Regions from separate parts of the Mus musculus genome. Here all the other regions are linked to region 1. The links are chromatin contacts, found by POLR2A ChIA-PET in ENCODE. All regions are on one chromosome and are shown on one strand. The core of a region is the stretch at or near the end of the contact, and the rest is flanking DNA. Distances in the headings are between cores, read along the strand shown.

Region 1 (3,416 bases), core at 352-2,851:
TGCATGTATGCAGGGAGGGATGCCTGGAGTTAGAAGACAGAGTTGCAGGTGGTTGTGCTGGGACCCGAACTCTGGTCCTTTGCAGGGGCAGCCAGTGCTTTTTTACCACTAAGTCACCTCTCCAGTCTCAACCCTGCCACTTTAATGCCTACTCATTTATTGTGTGTGTGTGTTTCTGGGACAACCTGTAGAAATCAGTTCTCTCCATTTGGAAGCCAGGGATTGAACTCAGTTTATCAGATTTGGTGGCAAGTGCCCTTATCTGCTGAGCCACTCACTGAATCCCCCCTATTTTGTCAGGGAGTGGCAGATTCTCACAAAACCAGGTTGGCCTTCAGCTCACTAAGTAGCTGAGGCTGGCCTTGCATTTCTGACCCCCCTCCCTCAGCCTGTTGGGATTACAGGCAGGCACCAGCACGGTTGTCTTTCCTTGTTTTACGGGCACAGTCTCTCTATGTGGTCCCAATTGCCCCTGAACATGTGTAGAACTGTGGAACACCCAGCTGTGTCTGAGAATAGCGTCCTCTCCATGAAGTGATGTAAGCAGAGACTAGCCAGTGATGCTGTGGTGTCAGGGAATTCGAATGGTGGGCAGTGTGTGGAAGAGGCAGACTGGGGAGGGGAGTAGTGCCTTAGGGTTTCATTGCTGTGAACCATGGCAACTCTCATAAAGGAATACGTTTAACCAGGGCTGGCTTACAGTTTCAGAGGTTCAGTCCATTTATCATCATGGCGGGAAGCACGGCAGCATCCAGGCAGGCAGGGTGCTGGAAGAGCTGAGAGTTCTCCTTTTTGATTCGAGGTGGGGCAGATGGCGGGTCTCTTCCTCTTCTACATAGCTCAAAACCCACCCCTACACACACTTCCTTTAACATGGCCACACCTCCTCCAATAAGGCCACACCCTCTAATTAATAATGCCCCAAGGGCCAAGCATATTCAATTCCCCATAAGTAGCTAAGAGAACCTGCTGCAGCTAACCGTGAGACAGAGGCCCTGTTGACACTCAGTGGAGCACAGGCTGCTCTTTCACGGCCATCATCTCTCTTGCAGGGAACCACACACCGAGGCGAGTTTTCCTCTTCAGGAGTCAGAATCCCCGAAGGAGGCCAAGACCTTTAACCCAGAGGCCACTCTGTCTTTGGAGGGGACTGTGAACCTAGAGGACATTCTCTATCTGGGGGCATCGGGGGACTTTGAAGAGAGTTTTTATGAGGAAGAATATGAGAAGCCAGCACTGACACTGTTTATCGACGAATCGAGGCAGCCAGACGAGGCGCTGGGCCTAGAAGAGCCCGTGCGCCCAGAGGAGATGCTGTCTGTGGAGGAATCCGTGACGCCAGATGAGGTGCAAATTTCAGAGCAGCCTGTGGAGCCAGCTAAGAGCCCAACTGCTTGTGAGGGAGAAATGGTGGCCACGGAGGGAAGCCTGCCTGCTCAACCGATTCCCAACACCGAGGAGGATCCCCTCAGCGTGGAGGACCTGGAGCGGCTGGAAGCTCGTTTCCAGCAGTGTGTACAAGCCGTGTCCCAGCTGGAAGAGGAGAGGGACCAGCTAATCCACGAGCTCGTGCTACTCCGGGAGCCAGCCCTGCAGGAGGTGCAGCAAGTCCACCAGGACATCCTGGCTGCCTACAAGCTCCACGCACAGGCAGAGCTGGAGAGGGACGGGCTCAGGGAGGAGATCCGGACGGTGAAGCAGAAGCTGTTCAAGGTGACCAAGGAATGCGTGGCTTACCAATACCAGCTGGAGTGCCGTCAGCAGGATGTGGCTCAGTTTGCCGACTGCAGGGAAGCGCTGACCACTCGGGCAGCCCAGCTCTCGGAAGAACTGACCCAGCTCCGAGATGCCTGTCAGAAGCAGAAGGAGCAGTTACAGCAACAACTAGAAGCACCCCCGACCCAGAGCGATGGGCACTTTCTCCAGGAGAGCCGACGGCTGTCGACACAGTTTGAAAATCTCATGGCCGAGAGCCGCCAGGGCCTGGAGGAGGAGTATGAGCCTCAGCTGCTCCGGCTCCTGGAAAGGAAAGAGGCCGGGACCAAAGCTCTACAGGACACCCAGGCGGAGATCCAGGAGATGAGGGAGGCTCTGCGACCCCTGGAAGCAGAGGCCCGGCAGCTCCAACTTCAGAACAGGAACCTGGAGGACCAGATCACGCTCGTGAGGCAAAAACGCGATGAAGAGGTTCAACAGTACAGGGTAGGCCCTTGGCTGTGCAACAGACAAGTTTTATTATGTAGTTCAGGTTGGCCTGGAGACCTTGAGAAACTTGAGACCTTCCTGCCTCAGCCCTCTGAGTGCTGGGACCATAGGTGTGTGCCACCACACCCAGCTGAAGGGACATATTTTAGCTCAAGGGAAGTCTGATGTCCTTCTTTTCTCCTTCTGAGACAGGGTCTCTCTGTGTAGCCCTGGCTGTCCTGGAACTCACTCTGTAGACCAGGCTGAACTCAGACTTCCAGATCCACCTGCCTCTGTTTCCTGAGTGTTGGGACTAGAGGTGGGGCATACCACACCCAGATAGGTCTAATAATGTCTTTGGGGCTAGGGGTTACTTACCATCCAGTACTACAGAAAAACCTGTTCTTTGGGCCCATTCATTCTATTATTATTATCATTATTAATTCTATTATTATTATTATTAATTATTTCATATACTATATCCATACCACAGCCTCCCATTCTCTCCATTCCTCCTAGTCTACCCCCCACCCCCCAACTCATTCTTTTTTTCCTTTAGTTAGGGTAGGGTTAGGATTAGGATTTTTTGTTTTGTTTTTGTTTTTTTGTTTGTTTGTTTTTTCGAGACAGGGTTTCTCTGTGTAGGTAGCCCTGGCTGTCCTGGAACTCACTCTGTAGACCAGGCTGGCCTCGAACTCAGAGATCCACCTGCTTCTGCCTCCCAAGTGCTGAGATTAAAGGAGTGTGCCACCACTCCTGGCCAGCCTTTCTTTAATTTAAAATTTTATTTTTGCTTTATGCATATGGGTCTTTTGCTTACGTGTATGTTTGTGTACCTGTGTGCATGCAGTGCCCAAGAAAGCCAGAAAAGGGCATTGAATGCTTTGAATCTGGGGTTAGAGGTGACTGTGAGCTACCATGAGAGTGCTGGTGCTGGGGTCTTCTGCGAGAACAGCAAGTGCTCTTATCTGCTGAGCCCAGCTCTTATCTTATCTACCCCAGCCTCTTGCCAGTTATGTTGACTGTTGGTTTACACAGTCGTGTGTGTGTGTGTGTGTGTGTGTGTGTGTGTGTGTGTGTGTGTGTGCATTAGTGCAGTTTGTTGAGGTGTAGGGACTCTGGGGGTTGAGCCCAGGGCTTCACACAGGCTAGTCAAACAATAAATAGCTTTACTCATAGTCCTCTTTAGACTTGAGACAGGGTCTAAGTTGTCTAGCCTAGTCTTGAACTCA
Region 2 (3,416 bases), core at 254-2,753, 100 kb before region 1:
ATACACTACCCGTGAAGCAGACAGCATCCACCAAAAAAGGGTGTATCATCAAAATGAGCCCCTCCCAAAATTTTTTTTTTTAACAAAGGGAACTGACTATCTGAAAGAATTTGCAACTCCCTCTGGGCTAACTGCAAACAAGGTAAAATGGAAAGATAACCGGTCTGGAAATCTCTGCTTTAGGTAACAATTCCCCCAGACTAGGGAGCCAAGAATTCCCACACAGGCCCAGGCAGCAGATTTTTCTAAACTGAAGCAACAGGTTTCTTTTACAAGAATAGTCTATTAAAGCCTGGGGCTCTTAACAACCACGGGGGGGTGGGGGGGGGAGGACAAAAAACAAAAAATGAGGGCAGCCGGTGAACTCCGTCCTCATTTGGTGGCCCTCTGAAGAAGGGCTCACCTTAGGTGTCTGCAGCATTCCCTGCGGCCCTGGATGAAACCCAGCAACGGTGGCCCAGGGATACCTTGCGAGGATGCCCGCGGGCCTCCCCGTCGGGAACACTACCCGCCCGCCCGCCGCGCCCAGGGCCTCTGCACTTCCCTCCTCCTCCCACTCGGGAGAGCGAGTCCTCGCCTCCCCGCGGATAGCGGGAGGAGCGCGTGTTCCCTCCGCGCCCCTCCCCCCAGGGGCGACCCAGGTCCCCCCGCGGGCTCCGCCAGGGCACCCGACCTCAGGGGACAGACGCTGACTGCCACATCTCGGCAGGCTGCGGCCCGCGGTCGCCCGGAGTGGGTCGCCCTCTCCCGCCACGACGCCCCGCGGGAAGCCCGCCATCCCCGCTCTCCCTAGCAACAGCCTCCCGCGGGGAAGGCAGGCACCGGGAGAGGAAGACCCCCCCCCCCGCCCCCACTGGCAGGGCCGGCGGCCCGAGGACCTGACAGCTCCCTTTTCCTCAGCGGGATGAGGGGCGTCACTCGCCCACGGATGTGGAGGTGGGGGGCAGGGACAACCTCCCCGCCCGCCATCACCTCTGGCGCGAGAAGCAGCCCTTCCCTCAGCGAGACGAGCTTCCCTACTCCTCACGGGGGCAAGACGAAGAACGCGGCCCTGTGGAGAAGCAACAGGCGGCCCGCCCCCTCCCCCCCGACCCCTCGCCTAGACGACGGGCGCCGACCCTTACGTCCCGCCCGCTCTTCACCTCCGGAAGCCGGGCCAAAAGCCTGGGCGAGCGGCAGCACCTCACTCCGCCCCCTGCGCCATTTTATCGCCCCCTTCACGACCTCCCCCACCCCGAGGCAGCGGGGCCAACACCAGGGGGAGGGCAAGCAAGCAGTGATTGGCAGGAAACCGCCCCGCCCCTGAGAGGGTGCGTCATGGGCGGCCTTCCTAACCCCGCCCCCCAGCTCCACCTACACTGTTTTGGTTTTTTTTTTTTTGGATGGTTCCGCCCCTTCCTGTTTCATCGATTCTTTCGACTCTCTGCTGCTCCTGACTCGGGGATGCTCGGGGAGAGGAGGGGACAGACAGAATCTAGGCCTAGCAAGCGGAGCGACGAGCTCAGCTGATGCAACCCGACGGGACTAGCGTGACAGTTCCCGGCACGCGGAGACGACGGCGAACGAGGAAAGGGCGCGGGTGCCGGCTGAGCGCGGGAAACAGAGACAGCGGAGCCATGGGTGATGCTCCAAGCCCTGAGGAGAAGCTGCATCTTATCACCCGGAACCTGCAGGTCAGGCCTTGGTGGGGGGTTGGGATGCGCCGTTGGGTACCGAGAATTTGAAGTCCCATGATTCCCGATGCCAATCCCTAAACGAGTGGGGCCGCGGTCTCCGCGCCTGGGCGGCTCTACGGCCCTCTCTGCTAGTTGATCAGTCAAGCAGCCATTCTCAGGGTGCAAGAGAAACTCCAGTGGGCTCACCCTTTGTGTGCACGTAGCTTGTGCTCCAGCCATTCCTGGGGCTGGGAACCTCATTCCACCCATCCTATTCCATGCCGGGAGCACTGCTAGGCTCTAGGGAGTCAGGGCCATGTCTTTCCAGGACTCTGGCGGAGAGAACCGGAAATTTAAAAGGACCTATAACCCAAATAAAACACGTACTGAAAGTTCCTATGACTGAAGTTCTGAAAAGAAATAAGGGGCGAGCTGGCCGAAGAGATGGCTCTGAAATGGAAAGAAAGTACTGCTCTTACAGAAGACCCGTTTTCAGTTCCCAGCACCCATGTCAGGTTATTCGGTACGGCCTGTATCAGGGGATCTGACGTCCTCTTCTGGCGTGTGTGTGTGTGTGTGTGTGTGTGTGTGTGTTGTGTACACGCGGGCGCTGAGAACTGCATTTCAGACAGGGAAGACCCAAGGGGAAGCAAGAATATTGTAGAACAGGGAGAAGGCTAGGCTCAGCTCCGTGGTAAAGCATGAGTAAGGCCCTGGACTCAGCCTTCAGTGCCCTCACACACCCTTTGTCCAAGGACACTGATTTAAATGGAATAAAGCAAGCACAGTACTGCTCGGCCACCACAACTCCCTGCCAACAGAACCGTTTCCATCCCTGCCTGCCCGTGCCTCTGATGTTCCTCCACAGAACCTATTGCTGTCCTTTGACATGTTCTCTAAGGAGAGACAGGTAGGAGCCAAGTCATGAGGGGCTTGTAAACTTTGTTTTACAAGCCAGATAAAGACTGGACTAGAATTACGCTAAGGGCGGTTGCACCACCAAGCTATTTTTTTTTTTAAATTTACCTATCCTGGGTGTGGTGGTACATGCTACCTGTAATCTTAATACCTGAGAGTCAGAGACAGGGGGGTGGCTGCAATTTGGAGGCCAGCCTTGTTTACATAATGAGTTCCTGGCTAGGTAGAGCTCTATACAGAGACCCTGTCACTAAGAACATTCATTCACCTCTTCGAAGGGTACATTTTAGTCAGTTCTTGTATACCCACAAGGTTAAAGTTCTAGAATATTTTTATTCCCAACTCCCCCGACCCCTAGAAAAATGTGAACCAACCTGAGCACACGCTGTAATCCCAGCATGTAGGAAGTGGAAGCAAGAAGATCCAGAATTTAAGGACACTTTCGGTGACATAGCTGAAGTTAAGGTCATCATGGGCTTCATAAGACCCTCAGTGGAAAAAACAGAAAGAAAAAGAGAAAAAGAAAACCTTGTACCATTAGCTATATTAAGAGTTAACTCATCCTTGTCCCCCAAGTACTGATCTGCTTTCTGTCCCTAAGTGTATACCACTCCTGGGTGGGTCTGATGCCTAGAGTCAGATAAGGTGTGCCCATTGGTGTCCTTTCACAGGATGGTGTTACACAAGGTAGTGTGTGATTTCGTTTCTCTCAGAATTTCATTCCTCATATTTCTTTCTCACTCCCTCCACTCCTTGCCCCCCGCCCCCATCACCCTTCTCTCCTTTTCCCTGCGCTCCCCTCACTTCCAGGCCCCATCCCTTCCCAACATATCCTTTCCTACC
Region 3 (3,416 bases), core at 651-3,150, 71 kb before region 1:
CCCATGAGCTCCTGGCTCTGAGGCTGTGCCCATCCACCCAAGCACAATCAAGTGTCACAGGACAGGTACCCAACATGCCAACATCCCAGATGGCTCCCTAGTCTGGTTTTTGGTTTCTTAGTGTAGTGCCCACAGGCCTCCTCTGGCTTCTCTCTCCTCACCATGAGTCCCCTAGAAGGAGCACCTGACAGAACTGGAAGGCAGGAGAGTGGTTGGTGGTGAGTTGAGGCACAGGAAGGCTAGCCTCGACTGCACCTTTTGTGCTTTGGAATTCCACAGCCCCACTCCTGCCAGCAGCCTGGGGAGCCTGTGGGCATGAGAGACTTGCCCATCTCCGAGAACTAAGGAAAGGAGTGGACTGGACTGGCAGAGTGGACAGACTGGTCCCAGCTGGGGGCTGGCTACCAAGCACTGGCGCTACCACCGTGTAAACAGGCTCTTGGAATGTGGGTTCGTGAGCCCTGGAGGATGGACATGCAGCCACTTTGCAAAGTGCTTTGATTCTAGATTGCAATAAACATGATTCCAGACATGAAACAAAATAAACGCGTATTCTGCTCCCCTCCCACCGCTGTGGCCTTGGGGGCCGGGGTGGGGCACAGCCACCCCCTCCCTCCAGCTACCTTCTTCAAGTGGAGGCTAAGGCCGAGGCTGAAGGGCTGCTGGAGGTGAATCCTTTCAGGCAAAGGCATGAGGGGAGGGGTCACTTGGAGGATGGGCAACACCAGGCTTGCATAAACATGGAGGCTGTGGAGATTAAGGCCGCAGGCATCCTGTCTTAGGTTGTGTCTGCCAAATCCTCTGTTCCTTGGAGCTGCTCGGGTCCCTGAGAGACTGTATCCCTGGGATGGGTCAGCAGGGCCAGTTGAGTGATGACGGTCAGACCAGTTTCTTCTGTGGATCTGTGAGAAAAGGACATTGGTTCAGCAGGCCTTCCAGCTGGGGTCTGACAAAACCCCCAAAACGCTCCTCACCCAACCTTCCTATATCCCGTCCCTTCACTGACACTAGGCTAGACACTTATAGACAGCCGGTATCGTGGGTGTCTCCGCCCCATTTTAAACCTAAGTGAGATAGGAGATAATGTGACAAAACTGAAATTTATTCCGGGCGGCTGCCAGAGCACATGACCCGACTATCCCTCCAGGCTCAGACTGCTATCAGTTTTTGTAGATCCAAGAGCATGCCCACCTATGGTGGGCCCTCTGAGAACGGATTTTGCACCAGTGCCTACAGTACCTGAACCAGGGGAGCCCATCTTCTCTGTAGCAGCCAGCTGCACACCTCCATTCTCCGCCAGCTCCCCGTTAGTCCTGTCCTCAGCGTGAGGGAGCCCATTGGTGGATGGAGCAGTAAGAGACTCCGTCCTGGGAAGACTGGGGGACGGAGGAGGGACTCCCACTGAGGGTTTGCGGGCCACTGGTGGGGGAGCCTTGGAAGGCTTCTTCTGGGCCTGGGGAGGTGGCCGATGCTCTGAAATGCTCCGAAGTTCAGCCACCAGATTCCGCTGGAGGTCAGCCTGGGCCTCGGGGGACACGGGCCTCTCCAGCTGCAGTTTTTTGGTGCCCTTGGAGAAGATGAAGCTGGCCTTGGAGGCAGGAGACTGTGGCGACCGTGGCTCTGCCTCGGGTATTCCAGTGGGCAGAGCACTCGCAGGACTCTCACTGGCAGCCAGGCTAGAGGCCTTGAGTCGGACGGCAGCATGGAGCCCAGAGGAGGGAGCAGTCACTGGGCTGGCGCGCCCAGACAGGGCTCTTCGCAGAGGCTTCTGAGGGGCCGATGAACCCGGAGAAGGGTTCGGAATCCCTGTGGAAGCACCCACAGAGCGAAGCCGGACCATCTGCAGGAGCGAGGGTGTGACCAGAGGCGTGCCCGAATCCTCCCTGGGAGCCCCGCTGTGCTTGCCCACTGAGTCCTTCTGTGGGAGCCTGGCCAGAGGTTCTGATCCAGAACTAGGAGGTGGAGCTGGCGGAGGAGTCTGGGACAAGCTAGCAGCTGGGGGGACGGCAGCCTCAGAGCTGCAGGACTCCAGAGGGCCAAGCTCAGGGCCTGCATTGAAGAAGACCTCCTCAGGAGGGGGGAAGTCAGCCATCGACAGGTCCTGTTCCTCAGGTGCAGGTGGTGGTGGCGGCGGCCAGCTGGGATCTGGAAGGATCTCCACAGCAGCTTCCGGAGGAGGTGGGGCCTCCTCCAGCACCTCCGGCTTCTTAGTAGGTGGTGGGGGTGGATGGTAAGATGGGGGTGGGGATGGTGGGGGTGACTCATCTTTGGAGGCAACAGGAGACTCCTGGGCTGGAGTCAAGGTTGTCTGGGGCATGGAAGGGGATGCAGGACTGGTGTCGATGGTGGACACCTGCCCAGGAGCCACAGCAGGGGCAGCCAGAACAGGAGCAGCTTGGTTCGAGCTCTTGGACTTGGAAGGTGGTGGAGAGAAAGGAGCAGGCACCTTGGGATGAGGAGGTATGACGAACCTGTCACTCAAGGGGGTAGACATTTGTGGGCCAGAGCGGTCTAAAGGAGTAGGGTCTGAAGAAGAGGAACACAGAGATGTAAGGGAAGAGGATACAGAGGCCCCAGGAGATCGAAGGGATGTCACTCGATCTGGTTTGGGGGGCTGAGCCTTGCCTGGGGAAGCAGGGGCAACTGCCAGACCCTTGGGAGGGAGAGTTGGGGTACCGCTCTGGCTCGAGTAGCCACTTGAAGGTGAAAGTGTCCGTTCTGGGGAACGTGGGGGACGCCTGGAGCCACCTGGGGACAAGCCAGAGCCCCAGGTGCCTGCTGAGCTGGGTGGACAAGATACTGCCCCCACCCCTGAAGAGCCACCCGCAGTGGGCGGCCGAGGCAGCTGTGGCTGCTGCTTTCGCTCAGGTTTGGGCGGCAACCCTAAGGGCCCATCAGGCACTGCGGAGCCGCGCTGATGGAGGGAGTAGGTCCGGCGGGGAGGCGGGGGAGGCCGTTTCATCTTACGCAGGGACACACTCCTGCCAGACAGCTGCCCACTGCTTCGGATGCTGGCCGTGTCTGAGGTCTCCGCAGTGCTACCCCCGCTGGGGGAGCCCCGCCCACTACCGCCTGGAGGAGGGGGCGCCACATTATTGCTAGCTACAGAGCCTTCTGGCTGGCCCTCAGAGCCCCCCTTAGAGGAAAGAGTGGAACCATCAGACACAATGGTCTCGGAGGACTGAGAGTGGCTCCAGTTGTCACTGGACGAGGAAGCGTTGCGGCTGCGGGGCCGTGGACTGGAAGCCGAGGAGAAGCGGCCCAGGGAGCGAACCGAAGCTGGGCTGGCAGAGAGCAGGCTGCAACGGCTCAGAGTGCGCAGGCTGCTGCGGCCCAGGGCCACCACATCCACGGTGGGCGGCAGCACGGCGTGCGGGATCAGCTTCGACAAGTAGGTGGCCTGGGGTGAGATTGAC

Evidence for each region. ChIA-PET counts read pairs that join two places held with the same protein, here RNA polymerase II (POLR2A).
Region 2: POLR2A ChIA-PET joins it to region 1 with 16 read pairs in embryonic stem cell. The contact joins the promoter of Yars here to the enhancer-like site in region 1. POLR2A ChIA-PET finds 5 or more read pairs at or near these places in 3 of 5 experiments (Patski and embryonic stem cell).
Region 3: POLR2A ChIA-PET joins it to region 1 with 15 read pairs in embryonic stem cell. The contact joins two enhancer-like sites. POLR2A ChIA-PET finds 5 or more read pairs at or near these places in 3 of 5 experiments (Patski and embryonic stem cell).

The regions. Positions count from the first base shown.
Region 1 is chr4:129,292,175-129,295,590 of GRCm38, forward strand. Sync (syncoilin) reads left to right here. Exons shown (of 5, transcript NM_023485.3): 2 at 1,053-2,202. Among named protein-coding and RNA genes, the nearest start is that of Sync, 6.3 kb to the left of the region's middle. Within about 2 kb of position 1,602, at least 1 of the 3 ENCODE cell types and tissues checked has a DNase peak (open chromatin) inside an H3K27ac peak, as active enhancers do.
Region 2 is chr4:129,188,400-129,191,815 of GRCm38, forward strand. It overlaps Yars (tyrosyl-tRNA synthetase), which reads left to right and starts at 1,504. Exons shown (of 13, transcript NM_134151.5): 1 at 1,504-1,673. The coding sequence starts at 1,617. It overlaps S100pbp (S100P binding protein), which reads right to left and starts at 1,180. Exons shown (of 7, transcript NM_001379590.1): 1 at 1,143-1,180.
Region 3 is chr4:129,220,576-129,223,991 of GRCm38, forward strand. It overlaps C77080 (expressed sequence C77080), which reads right to left. Exons shown (of 7, transcript NM_001033189.3): 6 at 1,240-3,416; 7 at 1-902. The coding sequence ends at 880. Among named protein-coding and RNA genes, the nearest start is that of Gm12976, 17 kb to the right of the region's middle. Within about 2 kb of position 1,901, at least 1 of the 3 ENCODE cell types and tissues checked has a DNase peak (open chromatin) inside an H3K27ac peak, as active enhancers do.